2 separate regions of the Mus musculus genome follow, and region 1 is linked to region 2. The links are chromatin loops, found by intact Hi-C in ENCODE. Cell type or tissue: left cerebral cortex. All regions are shown on one strand. Links, peaks and the distances in the headings refer to the core of each region. The heading gives the core; the rest is flanking DNA.

Region 1 (11,213 bases), core at 1,118-9,117, 160 kb after region 2:
ATCTTCATCTTACTTGGGAAAAACAGAGCCCTTGCTATGGCCCACAGGTGCCACCTGATCTGTCTGGTCACCAGCCTGTGTTGTTTAACCCTACTCTCCCCTCACCTTTGCAATATAGCCGCCAGGCCTTCTTGGCTACATCCAGCAAGTGCCTGTCTCAGCACCTTCGCCCTGCCGTTTCTTACCTCCTGGCTGCCCCTCTTCCTGAGCACAGAACCTCTTTGGTCTCATGCACTCAAGGACTGCATTGACAGTTCCTGCCTCTTTTGCCTGCGCTCTGAGCCTGCCTTTATTTCCTCTCAGGACTTAAGTCTGCCCCGCAGACCTTGGGTGGACCTGGTTTAATGATTGTCATCTTTCCCCAGTGTGAACCCTGCAGACTCTGCAGAGCTGAGGGCCCAGTAGGCTCCACCTCAGTTGTCACTCAAATGGATAGGGAGGTGAAGGCCCAGCAACTATGACCGGTCACTTGTGATTGGGCAGTGTATGATGAGGAAGATGGGCCCATCTAGGAGGAGTTAGGACTACCTGGAAGAAGTGGGAACCTGTCCCAGCAGGAGGCTGAAGGAGAGTGGGATGTGGGACGCATTTACATGGCATAGGTCAGGGCTGTGGCTTGACAGCCAGAGCTGACTGTGGGGGAGTGGGTGTGGGCTCAAGCATGCCAGAGCCAGACACTGTTGCAGCTCAGTCCTGGAAAACAAGGGGTACACTGAGGCAGGGAGGGCTTTCCTGGAGCTGTCGGCTCATTCCCTCAGGAGCATGGGAGATGGATGCATCTGCCTCTCGAGAAAGGTTGAGAGCAGAGCAGGGGCGCAGGGGGGACTAGAGAACTGAGTATCCCACAATTGAAGAATCAGAGATTAAAGAAATGAAAAAAGCATTTTAAAATATAGTCATTTTTAGTGTGTATCCTTGGCTGGAGGGAGCTGCTGGCCATACTGCTCCATCTGTATCTCTTCCGTGGGTACTCAGTCACCCCTTTACCTCCAGGGTCCAACAAGATTCCCCAACACTGGCCCAGAATAGCCCCTACTCTGAGGTCTCTGGAAGCCAAGGGGCTTGTGTTGGTGACTCTCCAGGGCCGCAGGCTCCTTCATAGTGAGCATGTCAGCTCTAGAACCCCATGGCGTACATTGGTGGGGGGACAGGGTTTCAGGCATCGTTTCTGGGACCAGCTTGTCTCACCAGAGATCCTGGGAGGAGGTCCAGGAAACCCATTTCTGGGGCAGGCTGGGGTAGGAGGTGAAGTCCAGCACAGGAGAGGAAAGATAAGGTGTGGGCCTGGCAGGTAGAAGCATCATGGGGGCCCAGACTAGCTGCACACAGTGCAAGCTAGTAAGAGGCCAGCCTGTTGTGTTCACCTTCCTGGGTCAAACCTTGGCAACCTCTGACTGGTTGGGTGCCTGGACAAAGGAGTCTGTTTCCACACCAGACAATTGGGATAAGGTGCCTCCATTGTAGGGCTGTGCGTATATCACAGGGCTGAGCATCATTGGCTGGATCTGCGCCAGAAGCAGGGGCCATAGGCCCTGGGAGAAGTGGCCTACTCTCATGTCTGCTCTGGCTTTGCCCATGACAAGTGAGAACCTTACTTAGGGCATGGGGCTCACAGTGGCTCTCCTGCTGGGTCAGGAACAAAGGGTGAGAGATACTGGGACAGTGCTTCTAAGAGAGGTGGCACACAGTAGGTGCACATTCCTGCTGGCTACTGTTCTCATGTAACTAGCATTGAGGATTTACTGCCTAAGCGTCAGTAAGAGTTGGCTCTGAGCCAGACCTTCAGTGCCTTGCTTGTTTTTCCTGTGACTCCTTATAAAAGCTGCTGGAAGCAGCTTCTGTCGTCACCCTCCCAACAAGAGGAAACTGAGGCATAAGAGTGGAGTCTTTCCCTAGGGTCACTCATTGAGCTTCCTGGCATGAGCTGTGGGCTGGGTCTTCACAGATATAGAAATCAGGGCATATAGTGCTAGCTAACTGTCAGCTGGGGGTTGAGGCTTGGGCTGCAGGGCTCTGAAATTCTGAGCTGGCCTGGGAGACCCATCCCAGCCACGAGATGCCTAAAAGGGCCTGGGTGGGGCCTACACCAGGTCATTATAAACACCAGTTCCTCTGTTTGTCCTTCCCTCCATATGCTGCCCAGAGGAAAGGGGTGGCCCAGGCAAATATCCGGAGGTGTGCCCTTCCGCCCCTTCTCCTGCAGGGTCACAAGTGGCTGCAGTATGCAAGGTGGCTTGGGGCTTATGGGTGGGGGTAGGGGTCTGTGTGGGGGAGCATGGAAAGGCACTGCTGAAAGCTCTCCCACCTTTTCCATTCTGAGCGCTTCCCTATGCTTAGTGAGTGGTCACATGCACTACCACCCCCTATACTGCCAAATCTGGGAGCTGCTTTGGGGCTCCCTCGGTGTGGGAGGTGGGAACTGAGAGTAGAGCCAAGAGTTCAGGGTGGATAGCAAGCTAGACACGGAGGACAGGGAGCCGCAGGTCGCAGCACAGGCTCCACGCTGTGCCAGGCAGCACAAGGTGTGGCACTGTTAGAGTTGTAGAGACAGGCGTAGCGCCAAGGAGGGCTGGGTAGCCCTGGTGCAGAGGTCGGGGTGCTGGGACAGGCTGGACAGGAAAGGCTGGGAGGAGGGCAGCATGTTGCAGTGCTGGTTCTGAGGCAGAGAAGGCTGGAAGCCAGAGGTGCCCATTCTGCCCTAGCTGTCCCAACCCTCAGCCACAACCCCTGGACTTGGATCAAGCAAAGAAACTAAACCAGCTGGGAAAGTCCTGTCCAGGCCCGGGGCTGGCCACCTGCTGGCCCCTTGGGACCAGTTGAGACAGGTTGGCTGCTGCGTCCCCACCTGCCTCTCTCTTGGCTTGGCTGCCAAACCGGTTTCCCTGGCTGGCTGCCCATTAATGTCCTTCTTGTAGGCTGAGCCAGTGACTCCCAAGAAAGAGAGCCATGCCTGGAGAAGAAGAGAGCTGCCCCCTGGACACTTGTCTGTAGCCACTTCCCCAGCAGAGTCTCACTGGGGCTGGGTGCTGGTTCTGTGTCTGCCCACCACCCTGCCAGGTACTGAAGAGCCAGGTGGGACAAAGATGAAAGTCCTCTGACACCCTTTGGTCCTTTGGGCCTTCACTCCTGAAGCCTCCTATAGGAAGCCTCCCTTAGCACACCTGCCATCCTTCCGTGGTTGGTAGCACTTTGTGGGCCCAGTCCCTACCAGTGTACACTGTCACTACCTAGGGACCGTCTGCCCCAGGTAGACCCTAGTGGGTCATAGGCTGTCTAGGTTGTTCTCGTGTCCGACTATCAGCCAGAGTAGAGTGGGTGTTAGTGATTGAATGACTGATAGATCTTTTCTTCCTGTCTTACAGATGAGTAACTCAAAGCCTCAGGAGGAGACGTCACCCACGCAAAGGTGCTTCTAGCCCAGCCAGCTTCAGACCAGGTCTGTCGGACTCCAGGCTCTTCCCACAGGGCCTGTCTCTCCAGCATAAGGGGCTGGTCCCAGGCAGGGAGGGGCTCAGTTGCTTCATCACCCAGGACTCAGGTAGTGAGAGGCAGAGGATTGTTGGGAGGCTGCCTAGTGTCCCTCATTGCTTGATCCTCTGTGGGGTGCCACCATCATCCTGTCCTTCAGCTAGGATGGACCCCAGGGCCTCCCGCCTACTCTGCAGTTCTCTGCTGCTGAGCTGCAGCCCCAGACCTTTTTATCATTTTATTTTGAGACAATTTCACCACGTTGATCAGAATAGCCTGAATCCACTCTATCTCGGCAGAGCTTTGAGCTTGCCATCCTCCTGCCTCCTGAGTAGCTGGGATTGCGGCTACTGAGCCTGTGCTCCTGGCTCATCTTTTGATTCTTTGTTGTTGTTGTTGTTGTTGTTGTAACTGTTGTTATTTATTTTTAATTTACTTTTTAAAAATGGTTATTAGTCTTTAAAGTTTATGTGTATGAGTGTTTTTGCCTGCATGTATGTCTGTGCACCACATGTGTTGCTAATGTCCTTGAAAGTCAGAGGGTGTCGTATCCCTTAGAAGTGGAGTTATGTCCAGTTGTGAGCTCCCATGTGGAAACTGACCCCAGGTCCCCTAGAAGAGCAGCCAGTGCTCTTACCTGCTGGGCTTTCTCTCCAGCTCCCCACTCCCTTTTTGAGATAGGCTCTAACTAGCCTAGAACTCACTTATGTAGACCAGACTGGCCTTGAACACACAGAAATCCACATGGCTCTGCCTTCGAGTATTGGGACTAAAGTGGTATGTCACCATGCCTGGCTCACCCTTGGGTTCCTGACTGGCCTTTCCTGGGTATTTATATAGTACCCAGCTGAAGACCCAGGCCCTAGAGACAGGAGAATGTCCCAGTGTGGAGAGGCATTCCATTTGTCTGTAGCCAATGGCTGGGGTGGCCAGACTAGAGGTGGGGACTGCTCACTGGTGCCCAGAGGTGGGACTAGGGAGACTATGGATGGGCGGGTGTAGGCACTGCTATCATTACTGGGGTTGGAGGGAGACAAGAGGCACTACACATAGGAATAGCAGCAGGTTCCCCGAAGGTGAGGGCATCTGAAGGTGAAGTGATGGCCAGCAGGCTGTGTTAAACACAGGAAGGGGAACTGGAGGAGGGGAGGGAGGGAGCTCCTGGGATGATAGGCAAGGGGAACTGCCTGTGCAAAGGCCCTGCAGTATGAAAGCTGCTGTGAAGGTGATGGGCCACAAGGAGCTGTGGCTCTGAAGAGAGGACAGCTGGGCTGACCCTCTAGTTGCTCAAGAGGAACCCACAAAAATAGCTGCTCAGAGGGCCCAGGAAGAGTCTGCTGCCCCCTGCTGGTATATGAGATATCTGCTGAACCAGCCAGGGCAGAAGCAAAGAATTGGAGAAGGTTTGAGTGACAGATGACCTGCCACTGATCCCACCTCCCTTGGTGCTTCCTTCCTACAGGTGCCTGTAAGAACTCAAGCCACCCCACTGTTCACAAACTCTGTGCTAAGGCCCTGGAACCATGTTTGGAAAGAAGAAGAAGCGGGTGGAGATCTCAGCCCCATCCAACTTCGAGCACCGTGTACACACAGGCTTTGATCAGCATGAGCAGAAGTTCACAGGGCTGCCCCGCCAGTGGCAGAGCCTGATTGAGGAATCAGCACGCAGACCCAAGCCCCTGATCGACCCTGCCTGCATCACGTCCATCCAGCCTGGAGCCCCCAAGGTAGCCATCACCACACCACTTTAGCCCACAGCCCATACTGCCAGAATGGCCCAGCCCTTCAATTGCTCCTGGCTTCTTTGCAGAACCTCCCACCTCTGTAGCCCAGTGGTCGGCCTTCCACCTGCCAGTACAATCCTGGAAGGTCAGCTTCTGACTTCCACTCCTGCCCCAACACCACAACACTACACATTCAACCTTGGTCTCCCAGTGCTTCATGACATGGGAGACAACATGGGAGTGCTCCCAGACAACATCCGGGCTTGGCTAGGGGATGCCTAAGCTGCATTCCAAGGTCCAGGAGCAGCTGAGGCAGATGGGAGCAGGGCAGCAGCCATTCAGTCTTATCATCCTGAGCAAATTGTCAGTTGGAGTGAGACTTGAGGTTTAGATCCAAGATCCTCACACTTCCCCCGCCCCCGTGTACAATGTGAGAATTGTGGTCTCACTGCCTAGGCAGGAACTACAGCCTTGCAGGCCTAGTGGTAAGAGTGCCCCAGCTGGACTCATGCCATGGGTGGTGGGACCCAGAGGAGTACAGCCAGACGTGTCCCCACTTGGTGGAGTTGGGCGTGCCTATGGTCAGCAGGCTGGGTACCCGGCCCTGCAGCTGATTCATCCTCTCCCAGTGACCAGCCAGGGTCTGGCAGGAGAGAGGCAGCGTCATCAGGGCACCCACAGCCGTGGTGCTTGGGTGGAGGCTGGGCTCTTTCTGGTTATTTCTGTGGCCCCGTAGGGTCATGTGAGAGCTTTGACTTCTCTCTGTTGCCTAGAAAGCCCCTCTTGTCATCTGAATCTGTATGGGCTTTTCATGCCCCAGGCCAGCTGGAAGCCAGTAGCAACTGGTTATGAAGTAGGCCCCTCCATAGTCCCCAGACAACCCACCCTAAACACTCCCATGACCCAATGAGCTTTGTGGTCATTTCTCACACATTGTGTGTCCCCAAAATTTCACCACTGCTCTATGCACCCTTGTGTTTCCACACCTTTCCACAGTCCTGCCAGGGGAAGGACACTTGTCCTAATTCCCGTGCAGGCAGGCACCTTAGCTGGGACTGCCTAGATGACAAGCTTCCTGACCACTGACTCAGGTTCTAATAGCAGAGCCTGGCAGGTAGCCCCTGAAGGAAAAAAGAAATGAAAAAGGTAAACATGCCTGCTCCTAGGTGTGGTGGAGGAGGTTATTGTGGGTATGAGGGAGAGCACAGCCAGAGGCAGGGGCATCTGGAAGAGGCCAGAGTGGACATGACTCTGAGCCAGGTGAGGAGAGGGGGAGGGAAGAGCCAGGAGGCCAGGAGGGTAAAAGGCAGCAGAGTCAGCGCAGCCAAAATGGCTGGATTATATAGGGAAAGGCAGCTGGGGGAAGGCAGTCCAGGGGGAAGCAGTGGATGCCGGAAAGAAAGACCCTGTAACAGGTAGGGACTGAGGGATGCTGGGAAATGCTAGAGGCCTGGTCTGCTTTGATATGTCAAATAGGCACCTCAGCCATTTGTCCTGGGTTTGAAACCTAACATCCATCTTTCTTGACTCCCTGGACAAGGCCAGGCTTTCAGGCAGACAGCCAGGGCCCACAAGAGGCTGGGACCACAGCATGCCATTAGGAGCCTTATGGACTCCAGGTCGTTCCCGGGAGCTCAGTATAAACTCAGCCTCAGAGACTATCCAGGCAACTCCCCACCTCTCCTTCTTGCCTTCCTCCTCCCTTCCTTCCTTCTTTTGCAAAGTACCTTGTTCTTGGTGTGGACTCTGATCTAGGTCCAAGACCTGGTAGGCTGTGAATGGTAGAACAAGTGCTCAGCCCCGGGAAGGCCACAGGGTAAAGCAGCATCCTGGGCTCACAGCCTAGTCCGCTGCAGCAGGCCTACAACCCTGGTTCTCAACCTGTGGGTCACGACCCACATAGTGGATATTTACATTACAATTCATAACAGTAGCAGACCACAGTTATGAAGTGGCAATGAAATAATTTTGTGTTTAGGGTCATCACAGCATGAGGAATGGTCGCAGCATTAGAAAGGCTGAGAACCACTGTTCTAGAAGAAAAAAGGAAAGAGCCGGAGACTTGTGGGCTGGCATTTAAACTAGGGGTTAGCAAGTCCTCAGAGAAGGAGGTTTTGATCAGAGACCTCTGGGAGGGGAGTGGGACAGCCATGGAGACATTTGGGAGATGTAGGGCAGGGCAAAGAGCTGATGGACACACATCCAGTGTATTGGAGGAACCGCCTGATGTGCCCAGTGCTCAGGAGGAGCCAAGAAGACCACACCTCAGTGGGGCAGGGAGAGTGGAGGCTTGGTGGTTCAGGGCATGTTTCAGTTGACGCTTGCCACACAGCTCCCAAGCCTCCTAGCTTTAGGCTGTGGGCTTTCTATTCTGCGCCACATCCTCTGCCCTAGGGGATCAGAGCTGCGTGGTTTGAGGGTTAATGATGCTGGCAGCCTGCAGGGGAGGAAGTGCTGAGCCAAGCGGCCTGTAATTTGCAGCTCTTGGGGGCTGATTATAGGCTGAGTTCTCCTCCCTCACCCTAGTCCACAGGGCAGAGCTTGCTGCCAGGCTGGGAGCCAAGGAAAGTCAAGAGGCACTTGTTGGGGGAGCACCAGAGTGGGTGGTGGGCGTGACAGCAGCTCCTGGGGCTCCCACCCATCATCACAGGCTATCACCTCACCTGTCTCTGTCTTGTTTCTGTGTTGTATTGTCTTTCCTGTGTCGGATGCACGACCTGTGTCCCCTCCTTCCTGGCCCTACCCTGCCATTGCCTGGACCCCAGACCATCGTTCGGGGCAGCAAAGGTGCCAAGGATGGGGCTCTCACTCTGCTGCTTGACGAATTTGAGAACATGTCGGTGACGCGCTCCAACTCCCTACGCAGAGAGAGTCCACCACCACCTGCCCGTGCCCACCAGGAGAATGGAATGCTGGAGGAGCGGGCAGCCCCGGCCAGAATGGCCCCTGACAAAGCTGGAAGCAGAGCCCGGGCCACAGGCCACAGTGAGGCAGGCAGTGGCAGTGGTGACAGACGGCGGGTGGGGCCAGAGAAAAGGCCCAAATCTTCGAGGGATGGTCCAGGAGGACCCCAGGAGGCCTCCCGCGATAAGCGCCCACTCTCTGGGCCTGATGTCAGCACTCCTCAGCCTGGCAGTCTGACCAGCGGGACAAAACTAGCAGCTGGCAGGCCCTTTAACACATACCCACGGGCTGACACGGACCACCCACCCCGCGGTGCCCAGGTAACCCATCCCCCACTTTAGCACCTCAGTATCCACTCCATTGTTTCCCTCCCACCCCCCCGCCCCTATTCCAGTCCATAGCGCATTTCTCATCCTGACCACAGGTCATCCGGATGGTGAGAGTTAATGCAGACTCCACTCACAACGCCTCTTTCTTCTGTTGCAGGGGGAGCCACATACCATGGCCCCTAATGGGCCTTCAGCCACAGGCCTGGCCGCTCCTCAGTCTTCCTCCTCCTCCCGGCCTCCCACCCGAGCCCGTGGTGCTCCCAGCCCAGGAGTTCTGGGTCCCCATGCCTCTGAGCCCCAGTTGGCCCCCCCAGCACGTGCCCTTGCTGCCCCTGCTGTACCTCCTGCCCCTGGGCCCCCTGGGCCTCGCTCACCACAGCGGGAGCCCCAACGAGTGTCCCATGAGCAGTTCCGGGCTGCCCTGCAGCTGGTGGTGGACCCAGGGGACCCTCGTTCCTATCTAGACAACTTCATCAAGATTGGTGAGGGCTCTACAGGTATTGTGTGCATTGCCACTGTACGCAGCTCAGGCAAACTGGTGGCCGTCAAGAAGATGGACTTGCGCAAGCAGCAAAGACGTGAACTGCTCTTCAATGAGGTGGGTGCTGGCCGGGAAGCCCAATGCTCTGCCCTCCTCTCCTCACAGCTGTCCCAGGCTAAGACTCCTGCCTGTGCCTGTCATCCCAAGTGCCCATGACTTTGTTCCAACTAGTCCTGGGCCTGTGTTCTCCTCCAGACCTCTTCTCCTTCAGGGTTCCTGTCTCTGGGATGCTCTGTCATCCGTCACTCGAGACCACTGCCCAGGATCCCCTTCCTCCAGTCCCTCTTCTGTGAAGCCTCTTTCTCCCACCCTTGGGCTCCAGCTTTTCTGTCAGGCCTCCCCTGGGCACTCCATGTATCACATCCGAGAAAGGAGTCCTTTGCAGCCTTGACAGACCCTCCTAATGTCTCCCATGTCCTCAAGTCAGAGTTCAGCTCCTTGCCCATCAGATCCTGTCCCAGATAGCTCAGAACCAGACTTGGACTTGAACTTGGTTCGACCCCGTTTCTGGCTCTGGGTGTCAACCTTGGCATCCATCACAAAGGCAGTTCTGAAGTGTGTGGGTGTGACAGGTACCTCCTAACCCTGCTACAAGAGTCCCCTGAGGTCCAGTCTGCTTGCCTGTCACCTAACACTTCCTACCCTCACCTGTTCCACAGCCCACAGCCCAGGGCTCCATCCACACCAAGAATTCCTCCTCACACTTAGCCTGCTCTCGTCCCTGTAGGCAGTGTTCCCGCCACATCTCCTAGACCTTTCTTTCCCTTGTCAGTCAGTCCTCCCTCTGGAGTGCTCCATTAATGTGCACCACATGCATATGTACACACACACACACATATGTACACACACACACACAGACAGCTTTTATTTTAGCTTTCCTTCATACCTTCCTGTCCTCCTGTCCTCCTTACTTCTCCAGATGCCCCCTGATAGTCAGACCACTAAAAAACCGGCCAGGACTGGTCAGGATTAGAGAACCTGCATGGTGTCCAGGGTGTATCCCTAGAATGAAGTCGCCCACAGGCTGGCCTCCAGGTCTTCTTGGCTTTGGAAAAGGGGACAGCTGGAGTGAGCTGGTTTGCCGGCATACAACCTGCTGGAAGGTGGAGGCAGGCTGGCTGATGCCAGGGCTAAGGGTAGAGGCAGTGCCTGAGGTCCCAGTGCTGATCTGCCCCGTGCAGGTGGTGATCATGCGGGACTACCGGCACGAGAACGTGGTGGAGATGTACAACAGCTACCTGGTGGGTGACGAACTCTGGGTCGTCATGGAGTTCCTGGAAGGCGGCGCCCTCACGGATATTGTCACCCACACCAGGTACCATAGGGCAGCCTGCTGGCTCATGTGCTCCCTGGGGTGGAACTGGGACCCTTTAGGCTCTGGTGATAGACAAGTGCCCTCCAGAGTGTGGGTGGGGCAGTGAGGCCAGGCACACAGGATGGGGGTCATAGCATCGTGGCTCCCTGACCCCTGTTGAGGCGGGTCTTTGTGACCTCTTGTTGTCTAAAGCAGGGTAGGGGCCTCTTCACTGCCCACTCTCACCCCAGGGTGGGATGCCCAAGGCAGCGCTGAGTGCCCAGTTGCTCCTCTGCCCGCGCAGGATGAACGAGGAACAGATCGCCGCCGTGTGCCTGGCTGTGCTTCAGGCGCTGGCTGTGCTCCACGCCCAGGGTGTCATCCACCGTGACATCAAGAGTGACTCTATCTTGCTGACCCATGATGGCCGGGTGAGTGGGCGGGAGGCTGGATGTGTGCGGCTTTGTGTGCTTTTGAAGGGGCAGCTTGAGGGAGGGAGTGGCACTGTTCTTGGCCATCATGATAGAGCAGAATGCAGCCAAGCAGCTCACTTCTGGGGGGCCAGGAAATGGGAGAGAGCCTGAGCTGAGGGCCTGCTCCCCTTCGCACCCACATTCGGGAACAGCTCCTGTCCCTGTTAGTCCTCTGGAAACGCCTCAGACAAGCCCGTCACTCAGCCTTCTCTGGCTATGATCAGGATGAACCGTCAGGCCCAGTGCTGGGGTCCCCGCCTCACCCTTGCTGTGGTGGCGGTGGCAGATGAGCTTCTGGTGACTGGAGGAGCAGCTGGCGATCTGTCCCTCACAGAATGGCCCAGAGTAGCGGCCCAATCAGTGAAATGCACTGTCCTCATAGAGCTGGAAGCTGGACACCTGACCAGCAAGGAAAGGCTTGGGCCGCAGCCACAGCTCTGGGCTGCGTGCTTCCCAGCCAGGTGGCTGGCCTACTGCCCT
Region 2 (11,213 bases), core at 1,198-9,197:
GAGGGCACTGGAGGGCAGTGAGTCTACTACCCACCATATTCTCACCCAAGGCCCATCATTTCCTTTACTCTGTCATTTTTCTCCAGGGTCTTGGAGACCCACACCCTTTGGTCTCCAATCCTATGTTCCTGCACCCTTCCTGCTGCCTCTCACTCTTTCTGTACCTAGCTTCATCTCCATGGCTGACCATTTAAAGTCTTGCATACCTAGTGTTGTTTGAATTCCAACTCTGAGTTCCCCTATGCCTATACCCATAAGAACAATACAGTCTTACTTGGCAGCCTCACATCTCTGTGAAGCAAGCCTCTAAAGTGGAAATTTCTGGTTTCGTTGGAGATTCAGTTGTGTCCTGTGATGCTTTTTTTGGAAACTGTCTTATGAGAGGATGTTTTTGCTGAAGCAGACATGGGAAGATGTTTTGCTGAGGACAGACACCTGGTGTTTTTCTAGAAGCTGCCTAGAAACAGGGCCCGTGATGTTTTGCTAGAGCAGACACTTGAGAGAACATGTGATGTTTGGAAAGGGTGTAAGTATGACCCCACAGACAGTGACAAGGCTGTGTGGCATTGGTTCGCCTTGCCACTCTTTGCTCATCATTTGTCATGACTTCATAGAGAGAAATGAGCCAAAGAATTTCTGGTGGTGTTCTGGCAGCTTCTTGCCATTTCCTTGTTACTGGGGCCAGATTGGCAGAGCCTGGTGGTTTCTTCTGGATCAGATTGCCATTGCTGATTCATGAATAGTGTTTGCAAGTGGGTTGAGCTACTTTGAGCTGAACTACTGATATCCTGACAACAAAGATTGGATTCACTCCAAAGAACTCTTTCTAACCAGGTCCGCATCCTCCTTTGCCCAATTACCCTTTCTTTTCCACTGCCTCTGGTGGGTGGTGGGCTAGAAGATTAGTAAAGTGGGTTTTGAAAAATATAAGCCTACAAGCCCCACGTCCACCACTCTCTCCAGTGCTACCTGGGAATCGGATTCTCATATTTACTCTTTCCTCACCCCCACCCCCAACTTTATGTGTCTTCCTCCTTCCTTCCCTTTCTCCCTTCCTCTTCCCTGTGATGTCTAGGCTGTTGTCCTTAACTCCAGGTCCCCTTTGCCTCCCAAGTATTAGCCATTAACATACCATTTTTGTAAGGCTCCTCCATCTTGGTTAAACAATGACAATTCCCCAAACCAAAGTAATATGATCCCTAGAACAATTTTGGTTTTTTTGTTTGTTTGTTTGTTTGTTTTGTGATTTCTGTTTTGTTTTGTTTTTGTGACAGGGTCTCACTATATAGCCCTAGCTGGCCTGGAACATCCTATGTAGAACAGATTGGCTTTGAACTCACAGAGATCCACCTGCCTCTGCCTTGGGATTCAAGGTGTGAACCATCATGCCCGGCTATTTTTATAGATTCTTGACTTTCCTATTGGCATCTTACTCCATCCCTAATGACTGGCCACGAGTTAATTTTTTGGATCACTTGATTATTTTGAACTGACTACTCACTGGTTAGCCCTAGCAATGGTCAACTGCAGGCCAAGAGAGAAATCTTTCAGTTCTCTTTCCTGTATTCTAACCTTTCAGCTACTCCAGCCTGTAAGTGGACTTGGAGCTTCGTGGTTTCTTGAATGAGGCTGCCTTCCACTGGCTTGCTCGCTCTTTCTTTCTCTCTCTCTCTCTCTCTCTCTTTCTTTCTTTCCTTCTTTCTTTCTTTCTTTCTTTCCTTCTTTCTTTCTTTCCTTTTTTTTAAAAAATAAGAATTATTTATTATTTTATGTATGTGAGTACACTGTCACTCTCTTCAGACACCCCAGAAGAGGGCATCGGATCCCATTACTGATGGTTGTGAGCCACCATGTGGTTGCTGGGAATTGAACTCAGGACCTCTAGAAGAGCAGTCAGTGCCCTTAACCACTGAGCCATCTCTCCAGCTCCCTGTTGGCCTTTTCTTGAATGTAGCCTTCCTTTACACAAATGCTGGAAATACAGACATGGCCATGCCAGGTTCTCTCTTACTCTTACACTATTTCATGTCTTGCTACTCCTCTTTCCTCCTATCTCTCCACACCCCCAACTCCCACAGTGCTGAGAGTGCAATTCTGGGCCTTGAGTGTGCTAGCCAGTTATTCTATCATTGAGCTGCACCTCAGACCTGCACTGGTGAACTTAGGTAGTGGTTCGACAATTGAGCCTGGCCACACCAGGCTCCTTTTGCCTCTTTAGAGTAAAATTTGCCCCTCATCCCACTTAGCCATGTACAGCAGTGCATGTATCCATGATTCCAGAACATTCTAAGTTCTAGATCAGCCTACTGAAAGTCTCTAAAATCAAGATCCAAGAACAAAAAGTCCATAAACACCTACACCTGTGCTTTCTGCCCTCAGTAGTATCTCTTGAATCTGTTTCCTTCCTTCCTTCCTTCCTTCCTTCCTTCCTTCCTTCCTTCCTTCCTTCCTTCCTTCCCTCCCTCCCTCCCTCCCTCCCTCCCTCCCTTCCTCCCTCCCTCTCTTCCTTTTTTCTTTCCTTCCTTCCTTCCCCTCACCCCCAAGACAGGATTTCATGTAGCCCAGGATACTCTCAAACTTGCTATGTAGCCAAGGCTGACCTTGAACTCCATCAGCCTTCACCTCCCACGTGCCGGTATTATAGGTATGTATCACCATGCCCAGATGGTGAACCTTTTCTAAGCACGCTGTAACGTCAAGGTCCTCAATGACTGCAGTGATGCAAGGTGAGTGTTCTCTGCTGTAGCCATCAGCAGCGTTTCGCTGTCGTCACCTAGGTTCTAGGAACCTTCTCATTCTAGGCTTCTACCGGGGTTCCTCACTGGAGGCTGCTCTGATGGCCTGTCAGAGATGACCTTTGAACCTTAGTCCTCATCAGCTGTCACCTGCACCACCACCATCTCCTGGCTCTGTGCTTCCTTCCTCGTAAGCACTCAGGTAGGGGAAACACTTGGGTCAGGTGCTGTCCTGTGCAGCTCAGAACCCTCCACAACTCCCCGTTCTCAAGCTAATGGCAGACTCCTCTCTGAGGGCCGTAAGGTTTCACACTATCTGCCCACTGTCTCTCTGTTCTCCTCTCACTCAGGTATTCACTTAAAGGTGGCCACGTCTCTGAGCCTTTCCCTGGCTGCCTCCTTTATAATTGTGAGGCCTCACCACCAAACTACTCCCCCCCTTTTTTAAACTTTTCTCTAAAAAAAATTTCTTTTTCTTGCCAAGTGTGGTGGCCTAGACCTTTAATCTCAGTGCTCCTGAGGTAGAGGTAGACAGATCTCTGTGAGCTTGCACCATCCTACTTTACACAGTGGGGTCCAGACCAGCTAGGGACTCAAGAAGAAAAGGAGGAGGAAGAGGACAGACAGACAAATGGGGCTGAACCAATGGACCAGGGGACAATAGCACTCACTTCTCTAGTAGAGGACTGATTCAATTTCCCAGCACCTACATTGTGGGTCACAACTGCTCTAACTCCAGTTTCAGGGGATCTGACACCCTCTCCTAGCTTCTGAGGGCACCATGCATACGCGTGTTACACAGAAAAAGAAGAGGGGTAGGGGGCCTGCAAGACTGAGCCAAGCAAAGCTTGAATCCTGTCTGCTGCATGTAGGAACTCCAGGTCTCTCTGTGGGGATGCCCATGGTACATCGCTCCCACAATCTGGAGGCTAAATGTCAATCACTGGCTGAGACCAGTTTGGGTGGGGGAAATCAGATACTGTCTGCTTGTCACTCAGCTACTGGTAAGAGAGTCTGAGCTGCATGTTTGTTGGCTGGTTATTTTTGGTTGGCATGGTAACTGGGGATGCTGCTAACATTCCATCTGCAAAAACCTATGACTGTACATTCCAAAAAGGACTATGATGATGGTACTTGCTCTCTGACACGTAACTCCATCAGTCTGCGAGTCACAAGGCCTCAGTCACTGGAGAAGTGGCACTGCCAAGGGATTTTCCAGGTGGCAGTCTAAAAATGCCTCTGACTCCCTGTAGAGTCACGATCCCTCTTGGGAGTCCTAGATCGTTGCTAGGTAGTTAACAACTGGCTAGGTGGGGGTCGGAGGGTGGGAAGACTAATGTTTATAGCCTTGGTTGTTGCCTGGGGTATGAATCACACAATTACACTGCCCAGCTGAGGCCCCAGGGCTGTGAAGTTGGAAAGAGATACGCGCAGTTTATCCACTTGAGCTGGTGCAAGCTGGCCCCAGCACATCCCGGCCGGTGCCAGCTGCTGACATTTCAGCTGGCCACTTGAGGGTGCTGTGCTGAAGACAGCAGGGATTGGCCAGCTGGTTTAGCATTCCCAACACGGGGACCAACATAAAAGCCATCATCCTGTGACCCAGACTCCTCTTCCATTTTGTAGCAATGACATATGAGACCCCTGAGTGTGGGCCAGTTGGCTGAGTTCAGTTAGTTCCCAGAGCATTAAAACAACATCATTATTTATGCAACCATCTATCTTTGTCCTCCCACTCCAAATCCAAGGTGTTTTTGTTTGTTTGTTTGTTTTTTACCTTTTTAAAGGGGTGTGCATGCATGGGTGCAGGCATGTTTGAGAGAGAGAGAGAGAGAGAGAGAGAGAGACTATGTATTCCTGGCTGCCCTGGAACTTGCTAAATAAACAATGCTGTTAATTCACAGAGATCCACCTGCTTCTGCCTTGGGAGGGCTGGGATTAAAAAGTGCTTGGCTTTTTAAAAGTTTTTCTTTTCTTTTCTTTCCTTTTTTTTTTTTTTGGTTTTTCGAGACAGGGTTTCTCTGTATAGCCCTGGCTGTCCTGGAACTCACCCGGCTTTTTCTTTCTTTTTTTTTTTTTTTATAATTACATCAATTTCAATTCTCTTCTTTCGACATGTGGATCACGGGGGATCGAACTCAGGTCGTCACGTGTGTCACCAGGCACCTTTACCCACTGAGCCTTGTCAGCCCTCAAGTATTCTAGAATCCGATGGTAGTTTTTGTTTTTGTTGATGTTGTTATACAGGGTCTCACTCTAGTGCAAGTCGGATTAGAATATGCCCTAGCCTTAAGCTTTCTAGGATCACGGCACTGAACTGCTGTAGAACAGGTCAATGAACCATTTATTGAACTAATATTAGGCCTTTAAAAAAAGGCCTTGAAGTCTTTTTTTCCTCTGATGGCTACCACGATGCTACAGGTTTCCAGTAGGGGGCGCTGGAGGAGCGTGGCAGGCGGCTGGGCTTCTCTGCGGCATGCGCCTGCAGGCTCTGACGCATCTATGGCATCACCAGGATTCTCCAGCGCCTGGCTCCTGCCACGTGTGGCTGGCACTACCATCTCGCTCCAGACACTTTTCTGTATGCGTTTTTGTGTGGCCTCCGACTGGATATGCACTTCCGGTAAAGCCAATTCCAGCCTGGGGCTGCTGTCTTTTTAATTGTTCTTCCTTTTGATTTCTTTTTTTCTGTTCCTTTAAATGTTTACCTTTAACACTTGTTTATATAGTGCGTGTTGTGTGCATGTAGATGCACTTATGCTAAAGCATGTGTGTGCAATCAGAGGAAAGTTTGCAGGTGGTAGTTCGTCCCTTCTACCCAGTAGTTTCTGAGGATGAACTCAGGTTGTCCAGCTTGCTGGCAAGTGCCTTCCCCGTGAGCTATCTCAGTGGCTCTTCTTGGTGTTTTTGAAGTAGGTTCTAGGCAGCCAAGGCTGGCCTTGAACTTCTTATCCTTCTGTCTTTATCTCCCAAGTGACGGGATTAAGGCTGTATGGCACCTCATTCAACTCATTTTTCACTCCCTCCATAATTTCCTGTTCCCCTCCTCCCTTTCCTCCCTCCTTTCCTTCCTTCCATTTCTTAGTAATGGTCTCCCTATGTTGCTCAGGCTGGCCTTGAACTACCGGGCTTAAATTACCCTCTTGACTCAGTTTCCCAGGTAGCAAAGAATACAGACATGTGCTTAGGCACACACACACACATATAATATAAGATGATGTTTTAAAAATAATTATTTTATGTGAATAAATGTCTTGCCTGCACGGATGTAATGAGTGCACCACATTTGTGTCTGGTGCCTGAGACACAAGTCATCCGAGGGCATTGGGTTTCCTAGAAAAGACATTAATCATGATTGTGACCATGTCAGTCCTAAACAGGAGCAGAAGGTGCTATTAATTACTGAGACATCTTTCCAGTTCCCAAAATGATGTTTTAAGTGTGTGTGTGTGTATGTGTGTGCATGTGTGTGTGTGTGTGTGTGTATGTGTGTGCATGTGTGTGTGTGTGTGCGCACATATAGAGATAAGTGGACAGCTTGCAGGCGCTGGTTCTCTCCTGCAACACGGGCTCTGGGGATGAAACTCAGGCTTGGTGGCAAGTATCTTTACTGGCTGAAATGTAATAAGAGTTTTGGTTTCTTTGAAAACACAGAAGCACTATGGGAATATGGTTTCCTTTCACTCCCAGGTGTAGCCTATGGCGCTGCTTCAGACTGTCTTTAGCAGCTGGCTACAATTTGCCTCGTGCTCTCGCAGGGGTGTGATTTTTGCCATCAGCAGATAGTTTTTGTGACTGTATGACATTTGGAATTCTGGGGAGTTATCAGAGGGCATATGAAAGCCGAGAGCAGGGGTGGGTTGTTTGCTGTTGTCTGCTGTTGCTTGTTGTTGGTTACTGTTTGTTAAGTAGTTGTAAGGGAAGAAGAAAACAAGAAGAAACAAGATATCCTGACAGTGAAGATCAAATTTGCCCCAAGGAACTCAATGCCCCTAATCAGCAGGAAGTAGTCTAACTATAAGTGCCCCCTTTCCTTTCTTTCCCTTTTCCCTCTCCTATTGAAAGTTAGGGGGTTGAAAGGTAGAGAAGAGTGGAAGAAAGAACTCACAAAGTAGCTAAAGACAGGCTACACTGAAACACCTTGCCAGCCTGTTTGTTTTCTTTGTTTTGTATTGGTTTTCCTGAGACAGTCTTACTATTGTTGGTCTTACAGCCTGGGCCTAAGTGCAGAGATCACAGGTCTGTGCCCTTGATCTCAAGAGATCGGCCTGTCTCTCTCTACCTCCCAACCACTGAGTCGCTCCTGTTACTCTTCATAGCTCTGAGACATCAACAATCATGGTTCCAATGACTACGTGATTCCAGGCTCCTGATTGGTCTCTGGTTGACACATACCACTCAGTCCCTGAATCTGGCTTCTTCCTTCCAAACAAACAGCTAACAGCAGATCATCCACATAGTTGGATGGAGCCATCAGCTCCACTCCCCTTTTCTTGCTGAGTCATATGTCAGTGACCAGATGAACCACAATCTGTTTGTTTTATCCACTCACCTTGATGGGCACTTGAGCTGCTCCCCACTTGGAGCTGTTATGAATGAAGCTGCTATGATTGTTCATGTATGAAGGTCTATGTAGGCACAGGTTGCATTCTCTTGAGTAAATACCTAGGAATGGAATTATTGGGTCATAAAGTAAGTATGTATTTCACTGTACAACAAAACAGTCAAGAGGGTTGGAAATATGACTCAGTGGCTTGGAAAGATGACTCAGTGGCTGCTCTTCCAGAGGATCTGGGTTCAATTCCCAGCACCCACTTGGTAATTCACAACCACCTGTAACTTCATTTCCAGGGTATCTGATGCCCTCTTCTGGCCTATACGGGTACTGTAATCATGTGGCACACATACATACATGCAAGTTAAACACCCATACACATTTAAAATTAATTAAACTTAAATAAACCTTAGTTAAAAAAAAATCCATTGTGTTGGCCAGCCAGTGATGGTCTGGGGCATGGCTCAGAGGTAGAGTGTTGGCCCAGCCTGCCCATGACTATGGAGTCATACAGGGCCCCATAAGGAAATAAAGAGAAATTAAAGCTTTTAGTATAAAGGGAAGCTTAAGATGGCTGTAAGTTTATGTATATGGGCCACAAAATGAAGGGGAGGAGAGATAAGGGAATTTAATCAGTTAACAGCTGCAGGCAAAACCAATAGAAAATCATTCTGTGTTCAAAACAAAACAAAACAAACAAGCAAACAAAAAACATTTGCTGTGCATGAGTGTGCATGCTGTAGTGTGTAGGTGTGGAAGTTGCATGACAACTGGGGGAGTCTGATGCCTCCTTCCGGCACACAGGGTCTTTACCTGCTGAGCCCCCCACCCCCTGCTTCCATTCTGCATTTTTTCCAGACAGGGTTTCTCTGTATAACAGCCCTGGCTATCCTAAATTCGATTTGTAGACTAGGCTGGCCTAGAACTCATTTGCCTCTGCCTCCCCAGTGCTGGGGTTAAAGGCGTGAGGCACCAAGCCTGGAGTATTCTGCATTCTTTAATGTTTTCATATCCCTGGCTGGCCTAGAGCTTCTGCATACAGTAGGAACTTGGAATTTAAGGTACATGTTAGTAGACAGTACTCTCTACAATGGATAATTCAAACTCTGGGCACTGTAGCATGTTGCTTAGAGTTCCCCCAACCCAGTAACAACCTAGGACTTCTTAGGATGGTATCCCAACCCTAAACTTTCCATTCACCATTGTCTGCCTGTTTAGAGCCAGAGAAGATTCCAGAAGGCTTTTGTGCGCATGCTTGCACTAGCCTTGTAGCTGGTAGTTATGAAATTCATACCGGGACCAGTCCTGCCCTGGCTAACAACCACAACAACTCAACAAGCACATATATTACACACAGCCCTCCACCTTAGAAGTTTCTATGTGTTTTGTACTTTGCTGTGCTGGCGATCCAGCCCAGGACCTTGCACCTGCTGGGACATCTAGACCAGGGAACTCTGGCCACACCCTCAGCCTCCCAAGAATTCTGACTGAACAGAAAAATCTAAGAAAATCAAAACTATGACTGCAGGTTTTTGTTTGTTTGTTTCATAAACTACAAGAGAAAGGAATAAAGCTAGTTTTGGCTCCTGAAGAAACAAAGCCAAAATAAAACATGGAGTCCTCTGTCTTGGCAGTATTAGGCATTCTCACAGGGGCCATTACTGGACAAAGATTACCTTTTCTACAAATGGTGCTGGGATGATTGGAAATTATTTTTTAAAAGGTTTATGTATTTATTTTATGTATATAAGTACACTGTAGCTGTCTTCAGACACACCAGAAGAGGGCATCAGATCTCATTATGGATGGCTGTGAGCCACCGCATGGTTGCTGGAATTTGAACTCAGTACCTTTGGAAGAGCAGTCAGTGCTCTTAACCACTGAGCCATCTCTCCAGCCTGAAATAACTTTATTTTATTTGTTTGTTTGTTTGTTTGTTTGTTTTTCAAGACAGGGTATCTCTGTGTAGCCTTGGCTGTCCTGGAACTCACTCTGTAGACCAGGCTGGCCTCTACCTATAGAGATCTGCCTGCCTCTGTCTCTGCCTCCTGAGTGCTGGGATTAAAGGCATACGCCACCACCATCTGACTGGAAATGACATTAATTTTTTTTAAGATTTATTTATTTATTATATGTGAGTACACTGTAGCTGTCTTCAGACACTCCGGAAGAGGGTGTTAGATCTTGTTACGGATGGTTGTGAGCCACCATGTGGTTGCTGGGATTTGAACTCAGGACCTTCGGAAGAGTAGTCGGTGCTCTTAACCGCTGAGCCATCTCACCAGCCCATGACATTAATTTTTTTAATTTAATTATTTTATGTGTATGAATGACCCTGCATGTATATCTGTGCCCCATAAGTATGCAGTACCGTGGAGGCCTGAAGAGGGCGACGTAACCCCAAGACCAATGCTCTAACTGATTGGCTACTTCTCCAACCCCAAGGAACCTATAGAAGGTTTAAGGAAGTGTGGGTGGGCTTTAAGGTTTTGTAGGTTTTTTTTTTCTCTCTTCCTGTTCTCTCTGCTTCTTGTGTGGATGAAGTATGACCAGCCCTGACACCGCCACGGCACATCTCTCCCTCTGGCACCTTGGGCTAAAATGAACCCTTTCTTCCTTCAGTTGCTTATCATAATTGAAAAGTAACTAATACACTCCCACAATGAGTAAATAAATACATGCAAACCCCCCCAGCCCTTTTTTTTTTTTTTTTTTTTTTTTTTTTTTTGGTTTTTTGAGACAGGGTTTCTCTGTGTAGCCCTGGCTGTCCTGGAACTCACTCTGTAGACCAGGCTGGCCTCGAACTCAGAAATCCGCCTGCCTCTGCCTCCTGAGTGCTGGGATTAAAGGCGTGCGCCACCACGCCCGGCTCCCCCCAACCCTTTTAAAAGGATGAATCAGAGCTGGATGTGGAAGCTCACTCTCACCTTCAATCCCAACACTCTAGAGCAGTGGCTCTCAGCCTTCCTAATGCTGCCACCCTTCATGCTGTGCCCTCCCAACCAGAGAATTATTTCATTGCTACTTCATAACTATAATTTTGCTTCTGTTATGAGTCATAATATAAATATGTGATATGTGACTCCCAAGGGGGTCTCAACCTATGGGTACAGAACCTCTGATCTAGCGGTAAAGGCAGGAAGATCATACATTCAAGGCCATCTTTGGTTACAGAGTTAGAGGCCATCCAGTCTCATAATAAATAAATACACTTTAAAAATAAAAAAATGTCTGGACTCCTAAAGTGTCTGGCTCCAGGCGGTGTGTTGGGGTCTGTGGTGTCTAATAATTGCTAACATAACAGCTGTGGGGAAAGCAAATGCACTCGGACCCCTGAGGAATGGCTCACTGCAGTTGTCCAGGCCTTACCAGGATTATGCTGAGTGCCAGAATATGGGCTCCATATGGCAGCCTTGATGCAGGGCAGGAGGAATGTGGGTGGAGACCTGTGTGGGAAACAGCTGACACAGAGGGCCTGTCTTACAGCCCCACTGGGCTTCTGGCTGAATTCAAAAAAGACAGAGACTAGGTTCAGTTTTATATATAATATATATATATCATATATATATATATCATATATGTATGTATGTGTGTGTGTATATACATACATACATACATACATACATATATATCTGGGTTACTAAGTGATCAAGTGAGACTAGACTATGGGGGACAAAAGATACATAAGAAGAAGGGAAGGAAGGAAGTGAGAAGAGGGCTGGGCTGCAGGGTTGGTGGAGCACCTGCCCAGCAGTCACAAAGCTCTGGGAGTGATCTCCAGCACTGCATAAACCAGGCATGAAAGAGCACACCTGTGACCCCAGCACTTAGAGCTACGAGGGTCAGAAGTTCAAAGACATCCTTGGCTACAAAGCAAATGTGAGGCCTGGACTGCCTAAAACTAAGTCTTTTTTTTTTTTTTT

The links. Peaks named below come from ENCODE experiments on the same cell type or tissue, not always from the same donor. Only the 100,000 strongest peaks of a DNase experiment are listed, where the experiment ranks them.
Region 1: a loop joins it to region 2, with 3 times the contacts of the local background. A loop is called at or near these places in 5 of 42 quality-filtered maps.

Annotation. Positions count from the first base shown.
Region 1 is chr7:28,562,016-28,573,228 of GRCm38, reverse strand. It overlaps Pak4 (p21 (RAC1) activated kinase 4), which reads left to right. Exons shown (of 10, transcript NM_027470.3): 2 at 3,363-3,436; 3 at 4,931-5,195; 4 at 7,958-8,416; 5 at 8,583-9,023; 6 at 10,148-10,281; 7 at 10,565-10,691. The coding sequence starts at 4,992. Among named protein-coding and RNA genes, the nearest start is that of Mir7049, 6.6 kb to the right of the region's middle. In left cerebral cortex, for the core only: a CTCF peak has its summit at 4,816 (motif pointing left); DNase peaks (open chromatin) are centred at 1,879, 2,391 and 4,802; H3K27ac peaks cover 1,678 bases.
Region 2 is chr7:28,720,802-28,732,014 of GRCm38, reverse strand. It overlaps Fbxo17 (F-box protein 17), which reads right to left. Exons shown (of 7, transcript NM_015796.2): 2 at 7,288-7,400. Among named protein-coding and RNA genes, the nearest start is that of Fbxo17, 9.6 kb to the right of the region's middle. In left cerebral cortex, for the core only: CTCF peaks have their summits at 4,238 (motif pointing right), 5,162 (motif pointing right) and 7,601 (motif pointing left); DNase peaks (open chromatin) are centred at 3,904, 4,178 and 5,221; H3K4me3 peaks cover 298 bases; H3K27ac peaks cover 1,401 bases.